Linked DNA regions of Homo sapiens: region 2 is linked to region 1. Evidence: read pairs that join two places in POLR2A ChIA-PET (ENCODE). Cell type or tissue: OCI-LY7. All regions are shown on one strand. Links, peaks and the distances in the headings refer to the core of each region. The heading gives the core; the rest is flanking DNA. Region 1 overlaps KPNA6 (karyopherin subunit alpha 6). Region 2 has its middle 29 kb from the start of KHDRBS1.

The links. Peaks named below come from ENCODE experiments on the same cell type or tissue, not always from the same donor. Only the 100,000 strongest peaks of a DNase experiment are listed, where the experiment ranks them.
Region 2: POLR2A ChIA-PET joins it to region 1 with 12 read pairs; 2 of 35 experiments call an interaction of 5 or more read pairs at or near these places.

What each region holds. Positions count from the first base shown.
Region 1 is chr1:32,167,269-32,177,045 of GRCh38, forward strand. KPNA6 (karyopherin subunit alpha 6) reads left to right here. Exons shown (of 14, transcript NM_012316.5): 12 at 1-28; 13 at 2,614-2,792; 14 at 3,439-9,295. The coding sequence ends at 3,626. Among named protein-coding and RNA genes, the nearest start is that of TXLNA, 7.5 kb to the right of the region's middle. In OCI-LY7, for the core only: no CTCF peak of the experiment used is centred there; a DNase peak (open chromatin) is centred at 5,453.
Region 2 is chr1:31,980,418-31,990,194 of GRCh38, forward strand. No RefSeq gene overlaps it. Among named protein-coding and RNA genes, the nearest start is that of KHDRBS1, 29 kb to the right of the region's middle. RefSeq lists an enhancer at 4,936-5,005. In OCI-LY7, for the core only: no CTCF peak of the experiment used is centred there; DNase peaks (open chromatin) are centred at 1,844, 4,524 and 5,224; H3K4me3 peaks cover 1,229 bases; H3K27ac peaks cover 4,238 bases.

The sequences.
Region 1 (9,777 bases), core at 1,184-9,183:
CATCAGGAGGAACCCCTGAGCAGATCAGGTATTACATTCCTTTCCCGTTGTCTTGAATGATAATGGATGCTCTCCCTGTTTGCTCATGGTTTACAGGTGACCTATAAACTGCTCTTGCTCAGACAGGTCTGCCCCCTAGTCTCACTGTAATAGAATTTTACTGGTAAACTGCTACAGTGTCACTAGAATCTGGAATAGATTCCATGTAAGCCATGTGGGAATCTATTCCAGATTCCAGTGACACTATAACAGTTTACCAGTTTTCCCTTCTGGAGAAGAGAAACATGACATGGACATCCATCCTTTCTCTACCTTTTCTTATCCAACAGAGAACTGAAATCTATGTAGTTCTCAATTCAAATGAAGGGGAACCGTACTATGGGTTACTCAAAACAGTTTCTTCAGCCTGACCAACATAAGAAGACTCTGTCTCTACGAAAGACAAAAATTAGCCGGGCGTGGTGGCATGTGCCTATAGTCCCAGCTGAGATGGGAGGATGGCTTGAGCCTGGAAGGTCAAGGCTGCAGTGAGCTGTGATTGTACCACTGCACTCCAGCCTGAGTGACAGAGCCAGAGTCTGTCACAAAAAAAAAAAAAAACAAAAAAAAACAAGCAAGCTGGTGTAGTGGCTCATGTCTGTTATCCCAGCACCTTGGGAAGCTGAAGCAGGAGGATCCTTTAAACCCAGGAGTTCAAGACTAGCCTGGGCAACATAGGGACTTTGTCTCATGTGTACAAAAATGTAAAAATTAGCAGGTTGTAGTGGCGTGTGCCCGTGGCCACAGCTACTCAGTAGGCTGAAGCAGGAGGATCACCTGAGCCCAGGAGGTCACAGTTGTAATAAGCTGTGATTGTGCCACTACACTCCAGCATTTGCTACAGAGCAAGGTCCTGTCTCAAACAAAAAAGCAGCTTCTTTGAGAAATTAATTTGGGATATGAGACTTGAAAGAAGCGAATAGAAAGCTATTTTGTGTATGTGTGCTCTTTTTGAGACCGCAACCTCTGCCTCCCAGGTTCAAGCGATTCTTCTGCTTTAGCCTCCTGAGTAGCTGGGGTTACAGGCACGTGCCACCACGCCCGGCTAATTTTTTGTACTTTTAGTAGAAACGGGGTTTCACCATGTTAGCAGGCTGGTCTTGAACTCCTGATGTCAGATGATCCTCCCACCTTGGCCTCCCAGAGTGCTGGGATTATAGGCATGAGCCACCTGGCCTGTGTACTCTTTTATTTTAGTTTACATTATCTGAACATTAGTGGAAAGTGGTGGGAATAGTTAAGTGTTTTGCCCTTCACTTGTTGCCTATTAAGGGGAGCACAGTTAGTATATATAAAGTCTTAGGAGAAAAGAGATAGCTGTTGAGTTAAGCTTTGAAGGATAAATATGGGATTGTAAAAGGCCTCTTAGACAGGGAAAAGCATAAATAAAGGTACAGGAATCAGAAACCTGGAGACCTTTACAAGTGTGACTAGAATGTATTGTCCTTGGAAGGGAATAATGGGAGGCAGAGCTAGAAAGGAACTAGGAGCCAGATTGCAGAGCATCCAGGCTGGGCTGGGCTTGTGGTATTATGGTATTGTTGTGCCATAGAATTTGGAGTTCAGCGAATTAGGGAGCCTGTGAAAAATTTTATGCAGGGAAGTAATGTGTTCAGAGGGGTAATATTGCAGCCAAGGAGACATTAGAGGCAAGGAGGAGGAGTGTTTGGTAGCATCCACATGTGAAATGAACTAGACCAACCACATGTGAAATGAACTAGAACAATATCAACAGGAAGGTAGAGAGATAGAGAAAGGATAAGCGGTTATCAAGGCTCAGTAAGAGCAGTGGCTCACACCTGTAATCCCAGCACTTTGGGGAGGTCAAGGTGGGAGGATCGCTTGAGACCAGGAATTTGAGACCAGCCTGGACAACATAATGAGACTTTGTCTCTACAAAAAATAAAAAATAAATTAGCTGAGAATGGTGGCACACACCTGTAGTCCCAGCTGTTTGGGAGGCTGAGGCAGGAGGATCACTTGAGCCCAGGAGGCTGCAGTGAGCTGGGATCGCACCAGTGCACCCCAGCCTGGGTGACAGAGCAAGACCCTGTCTCAAAAAAAAAAAAAGGACTTGGTTGGGGAACACTCTCATTCTCTGGCATGGAATGGGGTGTTGCACAATTCTTTTTTCTTTTCTTTTCTTTTTTTTTTTTTGAGACGGAGTCTCACTCTGTCGCCCAGGCTGGAGTGCAGTGGCGTAATCTCGGCTCACTGCAAGCTCTGCCTCCTAGGTTCACACCATTCTCCTGCCTCAGCCTCCCGAGTAGCTGGGACTACAGGTGCCCGCCACCACACCTGGCCAATTTTTTTTTTTTTTTTGTATTTTTTTTTAGTAGAGACGGGGTTTCACCATGTTAGCCAGGATGGTCGCGATCTCTTGACATTGTGATCCGCCCACCTCAGCCTCCCAAAGTGCTGGGATCACAGGTGTGAACCACCGCGCTCGGCCTCACAATTCTTAAAAATAAAAAAATAAATTAGTAAGAGTGGGTTGCTGAGAGTTCAGAGCACCTGCCCAGCACTTCATGTGTCCTGTACTAGTTTAGCACTTGCCTGGTCTCTGGCCCCTAGGTACCTGGTCTCACTGGGCTGCATCAAACCCCTATGTGACTTGCTGACTGTAATGGATTCGAAGATTGTGCAAGTGGCCCTCAATGGACTGGAGAACATCCTGCGGCTTGGAGAGCAAGAGGGCAAGCGCAGTGGCTCAGGGGTCAATCCTTATTGTGGCCTCATAGAGGAAGCCTATGGTATGTGCCCTCTCCTCAATCTAGGTCAGAACCTGAGACTGTAGGCCTCCAACGTGGTATACATATGTTGGTGGTGGCGGAGTGTGGGTTGGGAAGCATCCATAGCTTCCATGAGACTGATGTCTGTGTCTTCAGAACAGTTAAGAGCTCCTGCCCTAGCCAAGTTTCACCATCCACAGGGTTTCACACGTTACCATGAGTATAATCAGGATGTGCTGAGTAGCTGGGGTACAGCTAGGATTTGGATTTGGCTCATCTTTTGAGTTGAGAGTTGTCTCTCACCAGTTTCTTCTCCTTCTAAGGAGTGATAGGTCAGTTCTCTTTCTGATAGGCTGTACCTATAAGAGTGCTGGATTAACTCATCACTCATCCCTGAGAGGCTGATGATGTGCCCAGGTCATGCTTCTAGTTTAAAGCAGAATCAGGACTAGAACCTCTGTAACTGACATTTTGGTCTCTTTCCTTTGGGATTCTGTAGTTTTGAGAAGAAATCTTAACTCTCCCCTTTCAGGTCCAAGAGTGATCTGATCATATGACTTGTGTTTGTAAGCACTAACATACCTCAGGGAAGGAAAAATAGGTAAATGTTTCACCTGCCCATAGAAAAGCACTCACACTTCCCTCTCCTTCCTTCTTACTACTGTAGGCTTGGATAAAATTGAGTTTCTCCAGAGCCACGAGAACCAGGAGATCTACCAGAAGGCCTTCGACCTCATTGAGCACTACTTTGGTGTAGAAGACGATGATAGCAGCCTGGCTCCCCAAGTCGATGAAACGCAACAGCAGTTCATCTTCCAGCAGCCTGAGGCCCCCATGGAGGGCTTCCAGCTATAATATCTGCCTCCAGGGAGGGGAGGGGATGGGAAGCACCACCAGCCAGCGGAAGAGCAGCCCTCTGGTGGGCGGGAAACCAGTGTCCCCACCATCAGCCACCACACACCTCTGCTGCCCTGGAGACTGTGCTCTTGACCTGCTCCGCCCCCTTCCCTGGAGGGAGCACCCTCTGGACAGACAGAACCATCTGAGGCTCACCTTTGGGTTTTGTGACAAGAAGGGGACGTGTTGGGTTTTTCTTCCTTACACTATATTTTGGCTGCACACATGTCTTTAACCCAGGAGCCCAGGGGTAGACAAAGGAGGACTAAGGTAATCAATTTGCACCTTTTTTTATTTTTATTTTTTTTCTTTTTTTCTTCAGTGGTGACTTCCTTCCCTTTATCTTTTTTCATTCTTCCCGGTCCTCTGCCCTGATCTGTGTAACTCTTATCTTGGGTACTTGAGCAGACGGTATATTCCAGAGGTGGGAGGTGGGAGGGGAAGGGAGAAATCCAAAACAAAGTGTTCTTGCTCTGACAGAATATTAATCTTGTACGCTTGGATTGAGTTATTTAATTTTTTTTTCTTTTGCACATTTTTCTTGTATTAAGATTGCTCTTCCCAAGAGCCACAAGTTCCTGGTTTTAGTAAACCCAGCTGCCTGCATTGCCTGGGACTAGAGGCTGGGGAGGCTACCATGAAACAAAGGTCCCTCCCTCCCTCTGACTCTTTGCCCAGACCTCTTTAGTTTGGGGGATCCTCCTCACTCTCCTGAAGTGTCTCAAGTATACCAGTGGGAGTGCAGGGGAGGAGCACAGGCCTTCAGATGGGGCTTCCCACGTGTAGCTACTGATCCCATATTTCCTACTCACCTTCCAAATGGTGCGACCCAACTTCATTTGTTTACTTGAAAATTCCCCCTCGAGGTTGAGAGAACCTCTGAGGTGGCTGTATTTTCTCCTAAGCTTGAGATAGGGGGCTGTGGTCCTTCCTTTCTCCTGAGGAGAAAGTCCTTGCTCTGGTGACCTGTAAGTTGCAGAGGAGGGTGGAGTGAGAGTGTCATGTATTGGGATAGTCAGGGATCCCTGCCTTTGGCCTTTCTTCTTCTTCTTCTTCCTCTTCCATAGTTGGATCATGTATATTTTACTTCTAAAGGAGAGAATGTCAAAAAGTTCTGTATTTTTTTATATTCTATATATTAGGTAGGTCAATCTTAATTGGTCTCAAGAGGAAGAACTGTCTGTCATTTCGGTAAGTAGGATACTGTGAGGAAGACCAAAAAGAGATATGGATGCTTCCTCGCTCAGGAGGCCTGAGCTTGGTCCTTTTCCTCTCTGCTTGGATTCTGGACCACCACCTGGGACCAACCTTCAGCTCTGGAACCTTCATAAAGCAGGTCAGCGTGGCCTGATTGTCCCAGGACCTGAAGGGAGCAAGGATGGCCTCAGGGCCTGGTGAAGTCTGCTACTCTGTCCTTACTGCTGAACATCCTGCTTGTATCAGGAAACTCAGAAGCAGTTTGCCTTGTCAAATTCAATCTCAATGGCCATTGTCCACATAACTGATCACCCATGGCTGCCTCTCCTATTATCTATTATCACTGAAACTTAGTAGCCTGCTTTTTTTTTTTTTTTTTTTAGAGCTATTGCGTATCTTCCCTGTTTGGGATCCTTGTACCTGGTTTGGGTTTTCCCTTCCTTGTGACAATTATAATCCAGATGCCTCTTCTTTCTGTTTGAATTACGGTAGTGCATTGCCTTAGTGGCTTGCCTGTGCCTCTGGGTGGATTACATATGATAGTAAAGCCCACCTGTTTGGATGGGAGTAGAGGAAGTTGGTGTAGACCAGCTGTGGAGCTGAAGGCACAGTCTGCCCCACCCCCACCTCCCCACTGTGGTTAGTCAGAGGCATCCTGCTCCAAGCTCTGCTTTTCCTTCCTCTGAAACAATGCCATTCTTGCTTCTATTGCTACACATCTCCTTCTGGCTCAGGTGAAATCCATGCCCTTCTGCTTATAGACCTAAAGTTCAGGTACTTATTATTGGCCATTGATCTTGAATTTGCCCTCTCCTAGTGCTGCAGTCCCACTTCAAAGCCATTTTCTGAGGAGGATGGTTTAGGTCTGGCAATTGTCCTTGAAAAATCCCACCCATGTTGTACCACCTTGGTGAGTCATATGCCACTCATCAGCTTGGGAATGATGGCTGCCAACTCCCAATCTCCCAGGAAGGCAGGGGGCAGAATCTTTTTTTCACTTGGCCTGCTACCTCCATTAAAAAACCATTCTCTTACAGTTTAAAAAAAAAAAAAAAAAAAAAGCCTTCCCCTACCCAACCTCCGCCCATTGTTCTCTTCCAAAGGGCAATTTAGTAGGATCTACTTTGTACATCTCAAGTAAGAGTTAAGTCCCTGATACAGGGACCAGTTTCTTAGTGTAAGACATACACATCCTGCTTGTCCAGCTGTTCCTCCAAAATCTACTTTGGCTTCAGCTCCGGGTCCTGTACCAGATGGAAAATGTTTTTGGTGATCTGGCTGCTGCTTAAAGCCAGTTTTCCCTAAGAACTCCAAAGGCTAAAGTCTACTAGGGGCAGAGTGTGAGGATAGATTTCTAATCAGAGAAAAGTGGCCTCCAGGAGCTTTCATTTATGTCTTCTCCAGACCAGGTTTTCCTGTTATCTTCCTTTAATCCCCTTTCAACCAACAGGTGAAGTTCTTCCAGCCCACAGAGGTAGTAATATCATCTTTTCTATCTCCTCCTCTCCTTTGGCCATGTAATGAAGCAAAATATTATTTATTTAGCCCAGGCTTGAGAGCCACTGTTTGTGGACAGTCTTCATCTAGATTCCATACCCTGGCCTAGGCGAGGTAAGGCTCTCTGGTTATTGCCAGGATGGAGCCCCTCTACCCCAGTCTGCTGTAGGGAATACCCTAATTAGTTGAGGCATGCTTTTGGAATCCTGGCATGTTGGCATATGGCTGGTCTATCCTTTTTAAGATCTCTGGTTGGGGGTATCTGGATATGGATTAGGAGGGACAAGGAGCCTTTTTCTTGGCTAATGTTTTCCAATACTTTTTTGAATGGTGCCAGCCCCTCCAGGCATCCCACCCCCAAATCATCATCTTTAGTACTAACAGGGTGTCTGGTCTTAGAAGCCTCCCTTCAGATCCCAGCTGACCCTGGTGACTGCCTGGCCTTGATGTTGGCTGCAGCCTTCTGATAGAACCACATGGATTCCACCCACAGCTGGCCAGGCTTGTTACATGGGTCAGGGAATACAAATGGCCCCCCCCCAGGGAGCAGGTGTTGGCCTCAGTTTTCAGGGACCCTTGGTGTTGCTCCTTACCTAGAGCCCATTAATCTACCCCATCAACTCTCTGCCATGAAAGCCATCTTCCAGGAGCCCTGTTTTTTGGAGCTGAACTGCACAGATTATAGCTGCTATTGTACTTAAATAAGGGAGAGGAAAAGAAGGTTCTCAGGCACAGACTTTCTATTTTTCTCAAGCCAAACCAGTTTAAAATGTCTAGCAGAATGAACTGTATTTCCATTTCTTCATGTCTACCTGCCTTCCCCCCACACCCTAAAGTTGTACTTGTTTCTAGCAAACTAGAAGGAAAAGATAGGAAAGCCTGGCACTACTAACCTCACCTCTCATACACCTCTTTGAAGGCCCCAGCTCTTTTGTTCAGGCCTCTCTTCTCCCCTAGACTCACTCAGCTTGGTATCCATCATCTTGAGCATTCTTCAGTAGATTCATCTAGGGTTCAGATTCCAGACTCTCAGCTGAAGACAGGGAGCCAATTTCCCCCAGGTCCCTGCAGGTAATCCAGGGACCCCATAGGGAGAACAGGCTGACTGGGGCATTAGGAATGTTTGTACCTCTCTGCTTCCCTGGCAGCCTGGGGAAGGGTGCAGGGCTCAGTGCGCTAAACCATGGTAAACATCTTCAATAGAACTACCCTAGAATTTAGTGAGTGTGAGACTGAGATATTGCTCAGAATAAATTTATTCCATAGCCATTTAGGATTGCATGTTCTGGACCAACCTTGTCCAGTATGTTTTCTGTTTGAGCTTTTTCATTCTTTTGTTAAGCCAACAAGTTGAGAATTTGGCCCTGCTGGGATCCATGTAGTGGGCACTAGCTGCTCTTTGGCCAAGGCCTTCATAAATGATTCAGTCTCTCATTATCTGTCCTCTAGCCCCACACCCTGATTTAGACCGTGGCAAAGGAAGAACTTGAGGTCAAGACCAACCAAATCTGTGAATTAAAGCTGTTATTTTTTTCTCTGCAAGGGCGCTTTGCTTCAGGTCTGGGCTATGTGCAGAACCTAAGCAGGCTGTGAGAGTTAGAAGAGGCAGTATTACATGTTAGGCCCAGAACACCATGGGAAAAGGTTTATGTAGTGTATCTTAGTGGCCTGCCTAGCTGCCTCTGGGCCAGGCTGACTTCTGATGTCCACATTAGCTCGTACCTGAACCCTGTTGCTGAATGCCAGCCCTGTTCTCCTGTAACTATTATATACGCCATGGCCTGGGGGGCATTGAAGGAAGTAAGCTCTCAGAGATCCTAACACTGGCTGGGAACCTCTGACTCAGAGCATGTCTTTAAAGAGTCCACATCTGGCCAGGCGCGGTGGCACATGCCTGTAATCCCAGCACTTTGGGAGGCCGAGGCGGGTGGATCACGAGGTCAGGAGTTTGAGACCAGCCTGGCAACATAGTGAAACCCCATCTCTAATAAAAATACAAAAAATTAGCTGGGCGTGGTGGCAGGCGCCTGTAATCCCAGCTACTTGGGAGGCTGAGACAGGAGAATCACTTGAACCCAGGAGGCGGAGGTTGCAGTGAGCCAAGATCATGCCACTGCACTCCAGCTTGGGTGACAGTGCGAGACTCCATCTCAAAAAAAAAAAAAAAAAAAAAATCCACATCTTCAGCTGGGCGCGGTGGCTCATGCCTGTAATCCTAGCACTTTGGGAGGCTGAGGCGGGCAGATCACTTGAGGTTAGGGGTTCAAAACCAGCCTGACCAACATAGTAAAACCCCGTCCCTACAAAAATAAAAAAATAAAAAAAATAAGCCAGGTGTGGTGGTGGGCACCTGTGATCTCAGCTACGTGGGAGGCTGAGGCAGGAGAATCTCTTGAACCTAGGAGGCAGAGGTTGCAGTGAGCCAAGATTGTGCCAGCCTGGGCGACAGGGTGAGGCTCTTGTCTCAAAAAAAAAAGTCCACATCTTCATGAACCCTCAGACTCTGGAGTTGGGTGTCGGCTTTTTTAGCCAGCTTTTGTGGGAATTGCCTTTGACCTATTAAAGAAGGAAAGTGGGTAATGGAGTCCCAGCCACTCAAGAGACTGGATATCCCCCGAGAATGGCTTGGGTTACCAGCTATGGACCCTTGGAAGATGAATCTAATCCTTCTCACTGGTTTTTCTTTGCAAATTCATTTGCTTTTATTTTTCTAATAACAATAAACTCTATTTTCCATGTTCTCAGGGCCCCTGGGTAGACAGACACAGCTTGATTTCAGAGCAGACATAGGCGAAGAAAACATGGCATTGAGTGTGCTGAGTCCAGACAAATGTTATTTATATACACATCCAAATTTGAAGAGAAAATGTATTTCTTTAGGTTTCAAACACTGTAATAGATATAAAGCAAAAATAAAAACCTGTTGCAAAGTTCTAAATTGTCTTCTTTGGCTTGGAGTGACCCTAGACTGGATTTGGGGGAAGAGAATGAGGAGGTGTTTAAATTTGTAGCTTAACAGTGGAAATAAGAGTTGTACCAACCTGCACCTGCTCTAAAGTTTTTTTCATCGACTTTATTGAAATATAATTGACATACAATAAACTGTACATATTTAAAGTATATACACGTTGATAAATTGAAACACATATGCACCCATAAAACAACCACAAGATAGTGAATATATCTATGACCTTCATAAGCCGTAAGCTTCCCGCTTGAGAATCCCTCCTTTCTGCCCCACCTCCAGCAACCACTGATCTGTGGCTGTCACTGTAGTTTAGTTTGCATTTTCTAGAGTTTCTCTAAATGATTTTGACTTAGTTTCATCAGCACCACTCTACAGCCCTTTGAACCTTTTTTTTTTTTTTGAAACGGAGTTTTTTATTCTTGGCATCCAGGCTGGAGTACAATGGCG
Region 2 (9,777 bases), core at 1,070-9,069, 190 kb before region 1:
CAGCTTCCCAAGTAGCTGGGACTACGGGTGCCCATCACCATGCCCAGCTAATTTTTGTATTTTTAGTAGAGACGGGGTTTCACCATGTTGGCCAGGCTAGTCTCGAACTCCTGACCTCAGGTGATCCACCCAACTCAGCCTCCCAAAGTGCTGGGATTACAGGCATAAGCCACCTTGCCTGGCCAAAGTCTATATTATTAAGATTGCAATATTTTACTATGTCCCAGGTATGTGCAGTTCCAGAGTTAGGTAGTAGCTGGAGGAGTTTCTGAATTTTCTGTGTAACGTGGTTATATACGTGCTAGAATCGCAGTCAGTGAACTTAATATGCAAATGAAATACTCTGTACACTGTAAACAATGTTACCTCTCAAGTTTTTGCAGCAAACACCACCATTATCCCTTTGGAGTTAAACCCGCTTGGCTACCACCCTTGCTGTCAAACCCCCATGAGATGCCAAACACTTGAAAAGGGTTTCATCGGAGATGTCAGTGTGAGATTAAGAACACACAACAGATGAAATAGAGAAAACAAGGGAATTCACTAGCAGTTACTGGTAAGACGCTCAGGCTATTAGCCTGTCACACTCCCCACTGCCAGCAAAGCCATCTTTAGCCACTTGGAAACCTGGCCTTGCTTTCACTTCCTTTGTGAAATGTCCCGGGTGGTATTTTCCCCACAGTGTAAACAAGTCCTTTTACATTAATCAATTCATTTAATTCTCACAAAAACACTATAAAGTAAGTACTGTTATCATCTCCATTTTACAGATGACGTAACTGAGGCACAGAGAGTCTAAGCAGTTTGCTCAAAGTCACATGTGACATATGGCAGTGCTAGATTCAAACCCTTAAGTTACTGCGGAATCTGTGCTCTCAAAAACTACTACTCAGGCTGGGCGCAGTAGCTCACAGCTGTAAACCCAGCACTTTGGGAGGCTGAGGCAGGCAGATCACCTGAGGTCAGCAGTTCGAGACCAGCCTGGCCAACGTGGCAAAACCCCGTCTGTACTAAAAATACAAAAAAATTAGCCGGGCATGGTGGTGCATGACTATAATTCCAGCTACTCAGGAGGCTGAGGCAGGAGAATCACCACTTGACCTGGGAGGCAGAGGTTGCAGTGAGGTGAGATCACACCACTGCACTCCAGCCTGTGCGACAAAGTGAGACTCCGTGTCAAAAAAAAAAAAAAAAACCACATACACACACACAAAAACCCCTACTACTCTGTAGTTTGACAACAAAGCTAAATGAAGATAATTAGAAAATCCACTATTGCACCAGAATTGCAAAAGGGCTGTGGAGATATGTTTTTTTGTAGAATCTATGTGCTTTAGTAATGTGGAAGGGAGATCTCCCACCAAAATGTGTGGTGAGGTAGGCCTGGGTCACTCCCCAGACCAGGATCCCCCAGGCTCCAGGCTTTCATCTTAGCCCTGTAGTAACCCCCTCAGAAAAAGAATGCTTCTTTCCCATTTGTTCCAGCAAAAATCCTAAGATTGCTCTGATCAACTACCTTGGTTCTGTGCTTAACATTGACCCAGTTACAGAACTAAAGGATGGAATATGCTGACTTGTCGGGCCTGGGTGATATGCACATCCTTCTCTGCAGCCACACCCCAACACACGGAGCAAGAATGGAGAGATGGCTCCTAGCGAAAACTAGACTACTGAGAGGAGGGGAAAGAATGCTGAGCAGGCAAAACAACAGATGATCCAGGGATTCAGGCATTGACACTGGTAATTATAAGCCAGTGTGATAAATGACTTGACAGGAAGGAACTGGCACTGGAAGACAGCAGAGGAAACACCTAAACCAGAGGAAGTGGCATGTAAGCTGAGACCCAAGGAGGAGGTATCCAGGGCAAAGAGGGTGTGGGGTGGGGAAAGGAAACAGGCTGTGCATATTTTTATTTCCTTCCCTCCCTCCCTCCCTCCCTCCCTCCCTTCCTTTTTTTGAGACAGAGTCTCGCTCTGTCACCCAGGCTGGTATGCAGTGGCGTGATCTCGGCTCACTGCAACCTCCGCCTCCCAGGTTCAAGGGATTCTCCTGCCTCAGCCTCCCAAGGAGCTAGGATTATAGGCGCCTGCCACCACCCCTGCCTAATTTTTGTATTTTTAGTAGAGACAGGGTTTCACCATGTTGTCCAGGCTAGTCTCGAACTCTTAACCTCCAGTTATCCACCTGCCTCGGCCTCCCAAAGTGCTGAGATTACAGGTGTGAGCCACCACGCCTGGCCACATTTCTTGAAATGTGTGAGATTGGGGCCTAAACATTCACAGAGTCCGTGAGGATGAAGATGATGGGCCAGTCTGGGTGCCCTGGAGTGGCCTGAGCAGAAAGGAAGGAAAATGGATTAGGGGCTGAAGAGGAGATGAAGCTTTTAGTTTGGATATTGATCCTGAGGGGCACATGGGTCATTCTGTTAGAGATATCAAAGAGCCAGCTGAATATGTGGGTATGGCATTTGGGAGCAGGATCTCTGGACAGAGATCTGGGTGTGATCAGCACAAGGATGACCATTGAATGACCATCAGTTAAGGTCATCAAATGGTTACTGAGTGTAGGAGAGACATCCTTGGGTGAGGGGACCAAGTGGGAACAGACTCTTCAACAAAGACATCCAGATGGCCAAATAGCACAAGAAACAAGCATGTAAAAACATTATTACTGGCCGGGCTTGATGGCTCATGCCTGTAATTCCAGCACTTTGGGAAGCCGAGGCGGGCAGATCACTTGAGGCCAGGAGTTCAAGACCAGCCTGGGCAACATAGCCCGACCTCATCTCTACAAAAAACTTAAAAATTAGCCAGATGTGTTGGCATGCACTTGCAGTCCCAGCTACCCAGGGAGCTGAGGCAGGAGGATTGCTTGAGCCTGGGAGGTTGAGGCTACAATGAGCCATGATCATGCCACTGCACCCCAGCCTCGGCAACAGAAAAAGACCCTGTCTCAAAACAAAAAATATTATTACTTATTACTATGTGGGTAGATACATTAAAACAGTGAGATACCACTACGTACCTATCAGAATGGCTGAAATTTGAAATTAAAACGACTGACAATATTAACAACTGGAATTCTCATACACCACTGAAAGGAGTGTAAACTGGTACAACCACTTTGGAAAACTGGCGGTATTTACTAAAACTAAACATACGTATCCCCTCTGACCTAGCAGTTCCACTCAAATATATATAGCCAAGAAAAATAAATGGTTGAGTCTACCAAAAAGACATATGTAAAAGAATGTTTGTAACAGCATTATTCAGAATAACCAAAAGCTAGAAACAACCCAAATGCCTCCATTGTTATATGTTCATTTGATAGAATACTATACCACATACATAAAAAAACAAGTACTAAGTACTAACATGGATGAATTTTATAGCTATAATATTGAGTGAAAGAAGCCAGAACAAAAATAATGTACACCATGCAATTCCATTTAGAAAAATCTCAAAAACAGGTATAGTTAGTTGATGGTAATGGAGGTCAGAAATAATCGTTTCTATTGTGACAGGGGGTATGTCTGAAAGGCGGCCAAGAGAACCTTCTAGGGTCCTGGAAATAATCCGGATTTTGATCTGGTTGATGGTTATACAGGTATATACATGTATAAAACTTCAAGTTGGGTGTGGTGGTATGTGCCTATAGTCCCAGCTACTCAGGAGCCTGAGGAAAGAGGATTGCTTGACCCAAGGAGTTTGAGGCTGCAGTAAGCTATGATTGCACCTGTGAATAGCCACTATACTCCAGCCTGGGCAACATAGCAAGACCCTGTCACTAAAAACAAAAACAAAAACAAAATATTTTTAATTTAAAAAATCAGACAGTAGGCCGGGCATGGTGAGTCAGGCCTATAATCCCAGCACTTTAAGAGGCCAAGGCAAGCAGATCGCCTGAGGTCAGGAGTTTGAGATCAGCCTGGCCAACATGGTGAAAACCCTTCTCTACTAAAAATACAAAAAATAGCTGGGCTTGGTGGCAGGTGCCTGTAATCACAGCTACTTGGGAGGTTGAGGCAGGAGAATTGCTTGAACCTGGGAGGTGGAGGTTGCAGTGAGCTGAGATCACGCCATTGCACTCCAGCCTGGGCGACAAGAACGAGACTTCGTCTCAAAAAAAAAAAAAAAAAAAACAGAAAGTATTCATCTAGTTGCTCATTTAAGGTTTGTGCACATTACCGTATCTATTTTATACCTAAAGGTGGGGGTGAAGGAAAGTTTATCCCCTCTTCCCAAAGCCAAAATTAGTACTGATCCAGGGACTGTGGATGCTTTACAATTTGTGATATGATGTGACAGTTTCATGAGGCCCATCTTGATGAAGTTCCCCAGGACAAGAGCCTCTCTTTTGATTGTTTTCTCTACTGTTCCAAAGCATCTATACTGGGGCTCAGATCACAGCAGGCCCACAATGTCTGTGACTCAGTATCTGCTTGGAACAGCACACCCAGCCCTTCAGTGTTCAACTCGACACTCACTTCCTGAGTGTCTGCTCTATGCCAGGCCTTGTGCTGAGAGCTAGAGGTACAAACACAAGTAAGACAACCATCCCTACACTTGAAAAGTGGCCAAGCAAGAGGTGGGTACCCCAGGATGAAGGACAGGAACTTGCAGCAGCCAACCCATCCATCAACACATGTAAAATAATATTAGTAACAAATAACCACCATTTATGAACTGCCAGGTGCTTTATGGTGTAACAGATTTTTTTTTTCTTAATTGCTATTTTAAACCACAACTGCCTGCAGCTACTTTTGTCTATTAGGGGAGTGGCACAATTTTTCTCTGGGTAGAGGGTTCTTTGTTTGGGAAAATACTTCATAAGTTGCTTTGGCATGAAGAATGAAGCTCTCCAGAGCTAGGGCAAGACAAAGACAGCTGAACTGCTTTGCAAATTAGAGAAAAATGTGGCAGCAGAGGGAGCGGGGGGTCTAAACGCAGAAGGAAGGGAGACATTAGGAGATATAGTTAGAGAGATCTATGTTGCTTTTGTTTTCCCAGGCTCAGTGCTTTAGAGAACCATCCCTTTGCCTTACTAATCTTACTTATTCTTCAGGTTTTACCCTTCAAAAATCACTTCCTTATACCACACAGCCACCAAAAAGAATGAGGTGAAGCTCTCTGTACTAACATGGAAAAAATGCCCTGGGTATATTGTGAAGTGGAGGCAGGGGAAGTCACCAGCTGGATAGGAGCGTAGTAACAACCCCGTTTTTAAAGAGGACGGCCCTGTATATGTACTTACACTTGAATACATTTGGAAAGTCCCCCGGAAAAGTACATAACACTCTGTTAACAGCTGTTACCACCAGGGAAGATGGTGGGGAGTAATTTGGAGCTTCTGATTTCAATTTTTATCCTTTATTTTTAAATATTTTACCATGAGATTTTATCTCTATTTGTTTATTTTTTTATCTGTTTTTGAGACAGGATCTTGCTCTGTTACCCAGGCTGGAGTGCAGTGGCACCAACACAACTCACTGCAGCCTCAACCTCCTGGGCTGTAAGTGATCCTCCTGCCTCAGCCTCCCAAGTAGCTGGAAACACAGGTGTACCACACCAAGCCCAGCTCATTTTTTAAAAACTTTTTTTTGTAGAGACTAGCCACTACACTGCAAAGTGCTGGGATTACAGGCATGAGCCACCTTACCCAGCCCGAGACTCTTAAAAACGGGGTAGGCTTGGTGCAGTGGCTCACGCCTGAAATTCCAGCACTTTGGGAGGCAAGGCAGGAGGATTGCTTGAGGCCAAGACCAGCCTGGGCAACAGGGTGAGACCCCTGTCTCTCTGAAAAATTTAAAAATTAGCCAGGCATGGTGGAGCATGTCTGTAGTCCCAACTACTCTAGAGGATGAGGCAGGAGGATCACTTATAGCCCAGGAGGTCAAAGCTGCGGTGAGCCCTGTTCATGCTACTGCACTTCAGCCTGGACAGCAAAGCAAGACCCTTTCTCTAATAAAATAAAATAAAATAAAATAAAATAAAATAAAATAAAATAAAATAAAATAAAATAAAATAAAATAAAATAAGGCTGGATGTGGTTGGTCACTCACACCTGTAAGCCCAGTACTTTGGGAAGCCAAGAAGAGAGGATTGCTTGAGCCCAGGAGTTCAAGACCAGCCTGGGCAACACAGTGAAACCTCATCTCTATGACAATACATTTAAAAATTAAGGAAAAAAAAAAAGCCAAGAACCTAATTTCTATCGTAGGTCAGGTTCCCGTGGTATCCTGCTGTCCTCCTTTGTGACATTTGGTACCTTTGGAATTGCCTGCCCGTTGACTTCCCCATCCCTCCACCTCCTGCACCCACTCTGTTCCCCTTGGCTCCAAGACTACAGGGACCAGGAACGCCTAGCAAAGTGCTTGGTTTAGCAGTTGACCAAATGAATGAGTTCTCCCACCTTCCAATGACTTTTCTCTTGCCTGGGTTTTGATTCTTCCAGAGAAAGGAGAGAACAGCTCAGCTCCATCTGTGTGTGCCGCCCAGGCCTGGCTCACACAGTTCCTGCACATTCCCCACCCAGGGCAGGGTGAAGATGCCCTCTTTCTTGTCCTGGAGAGAGATGTAAAAGCAGTAGCTCCTGCTGTCTTCACTGCCTCAGCCCTGGGGGACACCAAAATGCCTGAGACCACAACAACCTGTGAGAGGTGTGAGCAGGTGGCAGAGCCAATTACAGGAACAGGACTGGGCATTCTGGCTGACCTTGGCAGAAGCTTCTCTTCCATCTTCCTTTTATTTCTAGCAGCTGGGGGAGGAGGGAATGAAGCCCTAATTGCTTTCACCTTGAGAAAAATCTGCGGCTGACCATGTGCAGAGAGAATCATTCTGTCACACAGCAGGGGGGCTCGAAATTAGATCAGATCAGGAAGGCTGGCGTTTTCCCTGAGGCTCTCGACTAACGACCAAGGGGAAGAGAGGCACTTGGCCTAACGCCCCTCCTCACTCTGCCCTACCAGTCACACAGTGATAGCTGAGCTCTTCTCTTCTGCCCAGAACTCCACAGGGAACTCCCCATGCCTGCCCCCTCCCCACCCAGGCTGCTGTGACTAACGTGTGCCTTCACTAGGTCTTGCCCAGGCCACAACTCAGGCTGCTGGGTGAGAACTAGAGCTATTCTCACAGGCCCCCAACTGCCAGGCAGATGCCTCTGTCGACCCAGCCAGCCTGTCCCTGCCGAGTTCAGACAGGAAGGCGAGGCTGGCCCCTGGAACTACCAGGGAGAGACATCGGCCAGCCACATATGCCTGATTCTGCCCAGACACTTCTAACAATTGAGGCAGTGGGTGAACTCGCATGCTTTCTCCATCCCCGATGAAAAGCAAGTTCAAAAGCCACATACTGTCCTCAAGCCCTGGGGGAAGCCAGGACCCTGACAAAGAGGAGGCATTGTAACTCGATAGAGCAGTCTTGAGTGATACTGATGCAGTAGAGTCAACCACCACACACTCAGCATTGGAGCCACCGAGAATCATCCAGAGCGCATGTGATACTGACGTTAAGCAATTAATGGCATACAAAGCTTCAGAGCACTAGCTGGTCACCTACTGGATCCCGAGTAGAAATTTTCTGTAAGAAATTCTGGGGAAGGCCGGGCGCGGTGGCTCAAGCCTGTAATCCCAGCACTTTGGGAGGCCGAGGCGGGTGGATCACCAGGTCAGGAGATCGAGACTATCCTGGCTAACATGGTGAAACCCCATCTCTACTAAAAATACAAAAAAATTAGCCGGGCGTGCTGGTGGGTGCCTGTAGTCCCAGCTACTCAGGAGGCTGAGGCAGGAGAATGGCGTGAACCCGGGAGGCGGAGCTTGCAGTGAGCCGAGATCGTGCCACTGCACTCCAGCCTGGGCGACAGAGTGAGACCCCGTCTCAAAAAAAAAAAAAAAAAAAAACTCTGGGGAGGGCCAGGCGCAGTGGCTCACACCTGTAATCCCAGCACTTTGGCAGGCTAAGGCGGGGGAATTGCTTTAGCCCGGGAGTTTGAGACCAGCCTGGGTAGCAAAGCAAGACCCCACCTTTACAAAAAAAAAAATTAGCCAGGTGTGGTGGCACATGCCTGTGGTCCCAGCTACTTGGGGGCCGAGGTGAGAGGATAGCTTGAGCCAAGGAGGTCAAGGCTGCGGTGAGCTGTGATCACAACACCACTGCACTCCAGCCTGGAGCAAGCAAGAATTTCATTCTAAAATTAAAAAATAAAAATTCTGAGGAGGCAATAGAAACTGATAGCTTCATACATAGCCCACTGCAACAACTTTCTGGCTATGTGACTTCGATGGTGTCACTTAACCTGTCTGAGCTTCAATTTCCTCACTGCAAAATGAGATTAATAATACCTACCTCAAAGGGCTGCCATGAGAATGAAGTTAATATATGTAAACTATTTAGTGCAGCATGTTGCTCAGGAAGTGCTCACTAAACGGTCACTGTCCATATTATTATTTTATTTTATTTTATTTTATTTTATTTATTTATTTATTTTGAGACAGAGTCTCGCTCTGTCGCCCATGCTGGTGTACAGTGGCGCAATCTTGGCTCAAAGCAAGCTCCACCTCCTGGGTTCACACCATTCTCCTGCCTCAGCCTCCAGAATAGCTGGGACTACAGGCGCCCGCCACCACGCCTAGCTAATTTTTTTTTTTTTTTTTTTGTATTTTTAGTAGAGACGGGGTTTCACCGTGTTAGCCAGGATGGTCTCGATCTCCTGACCTCGTGATCTGCCCCTCTCAGCCTCCCAAAGTGCTGCTGGGATTACAGGCTTGAGCCACCGCACCAGGCTTTTTTTTTTTTTTTTTTTTTTTTTTGAGACGGAGTCTCGCTCTGTCACCAGGCTGGAGTGCAGTGGCGTGATGTCGGCTCACTGCAACCTCTGCCTCCTTGGTTCAAGCAATTTTCCTGCGTCAGCCTCCTGAGTAGCTGAAATAACAGGCACACGCCACCACACCCAGCTAATTTTTGTATTTTTAGTAGAGACAGGGTTTCACCATGTTGGCCAGGATGGTCTCGATCTCCTGACCTCGTGATCCAACCCCCTCAGCCTCCCAAAGTGCTGGGATTACAGGCGTGAGCCGCCATGCCCCGCCCATATTATTATTATGGAGCCATCAGTGCACACTGCAGTATGGACACTGAGGAGAGATGGTGTATGGTGGGGACTTTACGACCATGCAGACCTGGTGTGAAATCCTGTTTTCATTATTTCTGCCTTATGTGGCCTTGGGAGAGTTAATTAATTTCTTTAGGTTTCAGTCTCCCTCTGTAGAAAGGTATCGATAACACCTACCTTGTCAACAGGATAAAGTCCTGTTATTACCAGGGCCCAAGCATGCAGAAGATGCTCAGGAAATATTAGCTGCTGTGGGTACCGAATCATCATCCTCTTTCCGGCATCCTTCACCTTTTTCATGTGGTAGTTTTTACAGAGAGGTGACAGTCTCCTCAAAGTGATTTACTGTGGAGGAGCATATTGATTTTTTTCAAAGCCAGTGGTCCCTTTCCTGTCCTGATTCTTCTTGTCATCTCTACTATTTGACCTGGTGGCCACCTCTGAGACCTCCTCCCCCTTGGTTTTCTTGACTCCAGTACCCCAATCTTTGCTTCTCTCTCTCTGTCTCTCTCTCTCTCTCCTCCCTTCTTCACAGTATCTTCAGCTTCCCTAGCCTATTCCACAGTCCTGTGGCCCCCGCATTCTACCTGTTCTCCCCAAAAGAAAGACTATGTCGTCACCAAAACCAAGCTCAGCCTGCCATTCCTCCTGATCTCAAAAGTATC